Linked DNA regions of Homo sapiens: region 1 is linked to region 2. The links are chromatin contacts, found by Hi-C or POLR2A ChIA-PET in ENCODE. All regions are on one chromosome and are shown on one strand. The core of a region is the stretch at or near the end of the contact, and the rest is flanking DNA. Distances in the headings are between cores, read along the strand shown.

Region 1 (3,735 bases), core at 1,224-3,723, 34 kb after region 2:
AGGCAGATGCCTCTGTATGGTAACAGTAGCTTACAAAGCCAAAGGGATTCAGACTTTAAATGGGAAATTTATTTTATTTTATTTTAGCGTGGTTCGGTTTGATTTTTGTTTGTTTGTTTTCCTTTTTGCTGACACCCAGATCTTATTCTGACTTGACTTGGCTTCATTTAAGATGAGTTTTCAGGATGAGTGGGCTTGGTCTTACTAGGGTTATTTTCCAGATAAGCAGGTAATTTGGGAAATAAAATACTTGTAAAAGTCCTGTAATTCCCAAAAAGTTGGCTATAATCTAAAAGGTAATTGGGATGCTACTATGATCATTTATAAACAATTTAATAGCAATGTGAACCACATGTTTTTTGAAACATATCTTGGTATCTGGCTTCATCTGTAATAGGTCTTACCTATACAAATCTAAATTAAAATTTGATTTTAATTTAATTCTAATATCTAATTTATTTCTGTTCCTTGTATATGTAAATCAAGGTCAAGTTGCTTCCAGTATCTCAGGCTGAGCCCTATTTGTTTGCTTTTCTTAAACCTCCTTCTCTAACCATAAAAGCTCTCTCTTCTGGAGCTTTAAAGAAGATGCTGTGTTTCTGAGTAGGCGGAGAGCTTTAGGCATTTGGGAGTCATAGCAGATCAGCTATCCCACTGGAGGCAGGATCTAGATATAGAGTCGGGTCAGCGTGATAATAATCTTAGGCAAAGCTAATTCCCTCTCCAGAACCACCTTCCAGTTGTAGGAAATCAGTTTCATTGTTCCTAGAACTGGCCACCCAATCTGGTGTCAGGAGTGGGTGCAGAGGATAACTGGTATGAAAAGAAACAAACACAAAAGGGGAGAGAGAAGGCAGGAAACCAGGATAAGGGGACAGAGAGTAGGGAACTGGAGAAACTTTTACTATAGTTGTGCTTAATCGATGTCCTTTGAACAGAACTAATTGAAGATGATATTATTACACATACCAAAAAAAAAAAAAAAAAAAAAGCTTTCTCAGTCCTACCCTAGGGTTTTTAAAGACAGCTGTCTATGAAGCCACAGTCAAGGCATAGAGCCATGTGCCTGTCCCATAGCTGTGAATGTCTCTGATCAAGGCTGGGACGAAGTTGTTGAGGCCTTTCCACTAGGTTTCTCAGACATCTTTTCTAGAATAGAGATTTAACTTCAAGGGCAATTAATTAGCAAATAAACAAGTTTATTCGATCTCAATGGAAAATATGCTGTTTAAAAATGAACAGTATTTTAAGGAAAACCCTCAGCTATGTGTACAACTTGAAAGACAGAATTTATTTCCATCTGAAATATGCATGGGAACAACCTTTTGGGAATGTGATTTGAAAGTAAATATCTATTAAAATGTTAAGTGCCATGTACCCTTGGGCCCCAAAGTTCCACTTCTAAGAATGTACTCAACATATATGTTCCCATAAGCACACAGCAACAATTAGCACACAGATTTGTACCGCACCGTTGTTTGTAATAGCACGAAACTGGGAACAACCTGTATATCCACTAGCAGGAGACTGATTCAATCAGTAATGGTACATTCATATCATGGAATATTGTGCAGCTGTTGAAAAGAATGAGGCAAAGCCTTATGTTGCCATGAAGATATAAATAGATATATAGAGAGAAAGGTAGACATAGAGAGTCCAAATATTAAATTTTAAAAGCAAATTGCAGAGCAGAAAGTATAGTACAATAATATTTGTGTGTGCTTTAAAACATGATTTAAATAGAGGCTTCGACTGCATTAAAAAAATTCTGGAACAATAAAAAGGAAACTTTTAATAATAGTTACCTCTGGGGAGTGGGACGGGAGTTGGACAATTTTTTCATTTTGTGCACTTCTGAACTGACTAAATTTTGAACCATGAGCATGTTATCACTTTTAGAATAATTGAAAAACTAGCTCCTAAGAAGAGGTTGTATTTACCCTGCATTAACAAAAACAAAAGGGATGCTCTTATCTGGGACAATCTATAGAAGCCACATCCCTGGCCACATTCTCATATACGGTCTAGTGAGACCCTTAAGACTACGTGAAAAGATTAAAATAACCCATGAGATATGCGGCAAAAACATTGCACCCAGCCGTCTGCTCTCAATACCACACTCATCTGGTGCGCTTCCAAAGTGAAACGCCTTGACGTTGGTCAGCCTGTGACCGGCTCCTTGCTGCCGACGCTGGGTTACATAAGGTCCTGGGAGACCCGAGCGGCGCCCCGGACGCGTCTGGGAGGAGCCGCCACGCCACAGCTCCGTGGGGCTCCGCACTCTACCCTGGCCACAGACAAAAAGAACTTCTGCTGCATCACCCCGTGGCGCCAGGATCACTTCCCTCTTGAGAGACAGTGTGTGCACATCGTAGACGCTAGAGCCAGCCCCTGCAGGAACTCCGTTTGAAAATTCTTCAAGGAGAAATAACCGAAACTCTGAGATTCCTCTTGCCGCAGACAGACAGACAGACAGCCACACACGAACGCACACACGCTTTCTCCTCGCTCCCATCTTGTTCATTCTCCCTTAACTAGTTCCTAGAAATATCTAGCCGGGCTAATTCATTTCCGTTCCTTGTATATGTAAATCAAGGTCAAGTCGCTTCCAGTATCTCGGGCTGAGCCTTGTTTTTTTTTTTTTGTTTGTTCGTTTGTTTTTTTTTTAAAAAACACCTCCCTTTCTAACCATAAAAGCTCTCTCTTCTGGCGCTTCATTAGCCTAGTGATTAAATGTCAAGTCTCCCGAACAAGCTGGATTTGAAGGTCTGTAACGTAACTACTTCTTCCAAATCGAAAATGTTTACTCTCCTAAAATTTATATTTCAATAAAGCGTTAAAAAAAATTAGTCATTTTGTTCCAAGAGTGTTCGGAGGCTAAACTGCACTGCCAACAAGTAAAAACTTGTTATCCAGACCATTAGTGTTAAGGGAAAAGCCAGTAAGTTTAAAGAAAAAGTAACTCATCATATTACCAGGTAATCACTCTCATTTCTTCACTAACAATACCTAATTTGCTCTTCAAATAATTATAATATAAATGAAGAAAAGGATTGTACTTTTCATGTGTACACTGGGAAGCTAACTTTTTTTTTTTTTTTTTTTTTTTTTTTTTTTTTTTTTTTGAGGCGGAGTCTTGCTCTGTCGCCCAGGCTGGAGTGCAGTGGCGCCATCTCGGCTCTGCCTGCTGGGTTCAAGCGATTCTTTCTGCCTCAGCCTCCGGAGTAGCTGGGATTACAGGCACGTGCCACCACGCCCAGCTAATTTTTGTATTTTTAGTAGAGACAGGTTTCACCATGTTGGCCAGGATGGTCTCGATCTCCTGACCTCGTGATCCGCCCACTTCGGCCTCCCAAAGTGCTGGGATTACAGGCCTGAGCCACCACGCCCATACGGGAAGCTAACTTTTAATAGTTCGTTTCTCCTAAACTCTGCTCTCCTCTCCAAAAAAACTGTTCTTGTTAGAACAGTAAACAGCAATCAGACTCAAATTAATCCCAGAGTAGTCTCTCTGGTTACCAGATTGAGAAATGTTATTGGAAAATAAAAGGGAAAAAGTGCCTTTTTCTAAAATCTTGGGTGCTAGTCTTGCGTCGGTAGCTAAAACTGTATTTTACTGTATCAGTAATGCTTAAAAGTCCAAATACAGTACTTGCTTATTCTTTTTTTTTTTTGAGACTGAGTCTCGCTCTGTCACCCAGTCTGGAGTGCAGTGGCGCGATCTCAGCTTACTAC
Region 2 (3,763 bases), core at 411-2,910:
AACCGCTTAATGAAGGATACGCCCTCATGATCCAATTGCCTCCCATCAGGCCCCACCTCCAACATTGGGAATCACATTTCAACATGAGATTTGGAGGGGATAAACATCCAAACCATATCACTCCTCTCATAAACCTCAAAAAGTAAGGCAGATGACATGAAGGTTTAGAGAGTGCTGTAACACAGTTGCATACAAGGTACAGTGGTGGATGAAAAGTTCTGGTGCTATTTGGAAAGGTAAGAAGGCTGTAGGGGGGTTAAAACAAAAAAAGCTTGAGTTGAGTCTTGAAGGATACGTAGGGGTTCTCCAGGTGGATGAGGTGGAGAAGGGCATTCTGGGAAGAGAACAGTATGTTCAGAGGCTCTGATGTAAAGTATCCTGACCTGCTTGGTAATTGTGTGATTCGTTAGGTATGTCTGGATTTTAAAGCCTGTTGGGAGGTTGCAGTGGGGGTAGAGGGAGGCCAGCAAGATAAGGCTAGTAGGGTGAGCTGTGCTAAGGGGGGAGGACTGAGCACATTCAGCAAAGGTAGCGTTCTATTGCATTTATGGCTGCATTCAGCAGAGACCAGACATTACCTTAAGAAGCCTTCAAGGAGTACATTGTTAAGAGAGAACGGCATCTGTGGGATAAATAGAAAGAGGCTCATTTTACTTTAACTACACCCCAGAAAGATCTAAGCAATGATCTCAGGCTGGAAAGAACCAAACCTTTGGCAGAACCGTCTAAAACCCAGGCGCTGAGGATTTGCCGTGGTGTCCACCTTGGGTCCCAATTGCTTCTGTTGTTGCTTTTATCAGGCCTTTTTCTCATGGTTACTGAGCACCCAGTATTTGCAGGCCTGCTTTAAAATAACAAGATAGAGTATCACCACTACCTCAGTTAGTCTCATTATTGAGGGATTTCAGATACAGGGTTCTGACGCAGAGCAACTGAAGGTAGCAAAGCAAACAACACAATGTGCTAAGAGAGCAGTTTCCCTTTTACAAAATAGTAATGATATGGAATTATTTTCACCAAGTAATTCTCTTTTTTTTTTTTTTTTTTTTTGAGATGGTCTCACCCTGTTGCCCAGGCTGGAGTGCAGTGGCGTGATCTCAGCTCATTGCAACCTCCGCCTCCCAGGTTCAAGCAATTCTCCTGCCTCAGCCTCCCGAGTAGCTAAGATTACAGGCACGTGCCACCACACCCAGCTAATTTTTGTGTTTTTAGTAGAGACTGGGTTTCACCATGTTGGCCAGGCTGGTCTCAAACTCCTGACCTCTGGTGATCCACTCGCCTGGGCCTCCCAAAGTGCTGAGATTACAAATGTGAGCCACCGCGCCCGGCCCTCAATAAATTCGTAAGCTTTGAAGGGCTGAATCCTGAGTTTGACAATTTTGGCTAAACCTGGGACTTGGTTAAAGACTAAGTAACTGTACCTTTATTTCAATTGCATGAACTAGAAAACTACAAAACAAGTGAAGACATGCACTGAGAAAGTGGAGTATACTATGACGGTAAATAGAAACTTTTTTTAGCATTTTAATGACAGAGAGAGATTGTGTGTGTATGACACATCAACAACAAATAAATAAAAGAACTGGTGAGGATAGATGAGTCACTGAGAATGTTTAAAACTATTTGGCTCCCCCAGGAGATGACCAGATAGTCAGTGAATGATTCAGCATGGGAAATAACCAGTAAGAGCAAATGCGAATGCTAAAGGGATATGAAAGAAATCTCAGAGATGGGGAAAACACTGGGGTCTTCACTTGCCACTGAGAGTTTTAAAAAGATTATCTCAGGGGATTAGTAAAAGGCAGGGCTTCAACCTGCTTGTTCTAAAGGTAGCTCATAAGGTATAGTCGAGAAAGAACAGGAAGAAGCATTAGTCACTATATTTAGCTATTAACCCAAGAAGATTGTTTCCACAAAGAAACCTCTTGTTAGGTCTTGTTTTAGGGTTCTATCTTTAGTATGAAATCAGAAACAACTTTGCCCACACAGTGGCATACTGTGTACTTCTACTTATTTTACCCTGCCCCCAACTTAATGGGAGCAACTTAATGGGTTCCAGCAATTTCTGATGCCTGCAGCATTCATGTATCACACTCTGTTCTGCTCTTATAAAACAGTGCCTTCCAGAGTGACTTGGGTGATGAGTATTGTCTTAGTCTGTTTGTGCTGCTATAACAAAACACCTAAGAACTGGTAATTAACACATAATAGATTTTTTTTTTTTTTTAGATGGAGTCTCTCTCTGTTGCCAGGCTGAGTGCAGTGGTGCAATCTCGGCTCACTACAACCTCCGCCTCCCGGATTCAAGTGATTCTCCTGCCTCAGCCTCCCTAGTAGCTGGGACTACAGGTGCCTGCCACCACACCTGGCTAATTTTTTGTATTTTAAGTAGAGACAAGGTTTCACCATGTTGGTCAGGATGATCTCAATCTCTTGACCTCGTGATCCACCCGCCTTGGCCTCCCAGAGTGCTGGGATTACAGGCGTGAGCCACTGCGCTTGGCCAGAAATGTATTTTTCATAGTTCTGGAAGCTGGGAAGTCCAAAGTCAAAGCGCTGGCAGGTTTCGTGTCTGGTGAGGGCCTAGTCTTTGCTTTCAAGATGGCACCTTGACCTCTGTGTCCTCATGTGGTGGAAGGGATGGAAGGATAACAAGGGACAAACACTAGTTTCCTCCAGACCTTTTACAAGGCGGCTAATCCCATTCATGAGGCTTTCACTCTCATGACTTAATTACCTCCTAAAGACCCCACCTATTAATATTCGTGATTAAGACCAGGCGCAGTGGCTCAGGCTGGGTGGGGTGGCTCACACCTGTAATCCCAGCACTTTGGGAGGCTGACGTGGGTGATCACCTGAGGTCAGGAGTTCAAGACCAGCCGGGCCAACAAGACAAAACCCTGTCTTTACTAAAAATACAAAAATTAGCTGGACATGGTGGTGTGTGCCTGTAATCCCAGCTATTTGGGAGGCTGAGGCAGGAGAATCGCTTGAGCTCGGGAGGCGGAGGTTGCAGTGAGCTGAGATCGCGATTGCACTCCTGCGTGGGCAGCAGAGCGAGACCCTGTCTCAAAAAAAAAAAAATTCATGATTAAATGTCAACTTGTGAATTTTAGAGGATGCATTTAGACCACAGCTAGTACCTAGAGGGTAGTGCCCATGTCTCTATACAGCATTTTAAATGGCATCTTACATGTTCACCCAGAGACACCATAAATATTGGTTGGTGCTTGTGTAAGTCCGTTTTCACACTGCTATAAAGAACTTCCCGGTGCAGCACACCAGCATGGCACATGTATACATATGTAACTAACCTGCACATTGTGCACATGTACCCTAAAACGTAAAGTATAATAATAATAAATTAAAAAATAATGATAATAAATAAATAAATAAAAAGAACTTCCCTGAGACTGGGTAATTTATAAAGGAAAGAGGTTTAATTGATTCACAGTTCCACATGGCTAGGGAGGCCTCAGGAAACTTATAATCATGGCTGCAGGTGAAGGGGAAGCAAGGCACGTCTTACATGGCAGCAGGAGAAAGGAGTGAGTGAGAGGAGGAAAACTTCTTGGCACTTAAACCATCAGATCTCGTGAGAACTCCCTCACTATCACGAGACCAGCCTGGGAGAAGCTGCCCCCATGATCCAATTGCTTCCCACCAGGCCCTTCCCTGACATTTGGGGGTTACAATTCGAGATGAGACTTGGGTGGGGACAAAGAGCCAAATGCTATCAGTGCTGCAGGTTATCCAGGCAAGA

Evidence for each region. A loop is a pair of places that touch in the nucleus more often than their neighbours do. ChIA-PET counts read pairs that join two places held with the same protein, here RNA polymerase II (POLR2A). Pooled maps may share reads with other maps.
Region 1: a map of mammary epithelial cell shows a loop between it and region 2 (4-fold over the local background). The contact joins two enhancer-like sites. A Hi-C loop is called at or near these places in 2 of 168 maps with a recorded cell type or tissue (mammary epithelial cell and prostate gland) and 2 of 50 pooled maps. POLR2A ChIA-PET finds 5 or more read pairs at or near these places in 9 of 52 experiments (A673, AG04450, BJ and 6 more).

What each region holds. Positions count from the first base shown.
Region 1 is chr12:93,590,174-93,593,908 of GRCh38, reverse strand. It overlaps a transcript of SOCS2 not described here. Among named protein-coding and RNA genes, the nearest start is that of SOCS2, 19 kb to the right of the region's middle. RefSeq lists an enhancer at 2,229-2,788. Within about 2 kb of position 2,473, at least 32 of the 41 ENCODE cell types and tissues checked have a DNase peak (open chromatin) inside an H3K27ac peak, as active enhancers do; they include mammary epithelial cell, where a contact is called at or near this core.
Region 2 is chr12:93,623,033-93,626,795 of GRCh38, reverse strand. It overlaps a transcript of SOCS2 not described here. Among named protein-coding and RNA genes, the nearest start is that of SOCS2, 52 kb to the right of the region's middle. RefSeq lists an enhancer at 1,043-2,242. Within about 2 kb of position 1,660, at least 7 of the 41 ENCODE cell types and tissues checked have a DNase peak (open chromatin) inside an H3K27ac peak, as active enhancers do; they include mammary epithelial cell, where a contact is called at or near this core.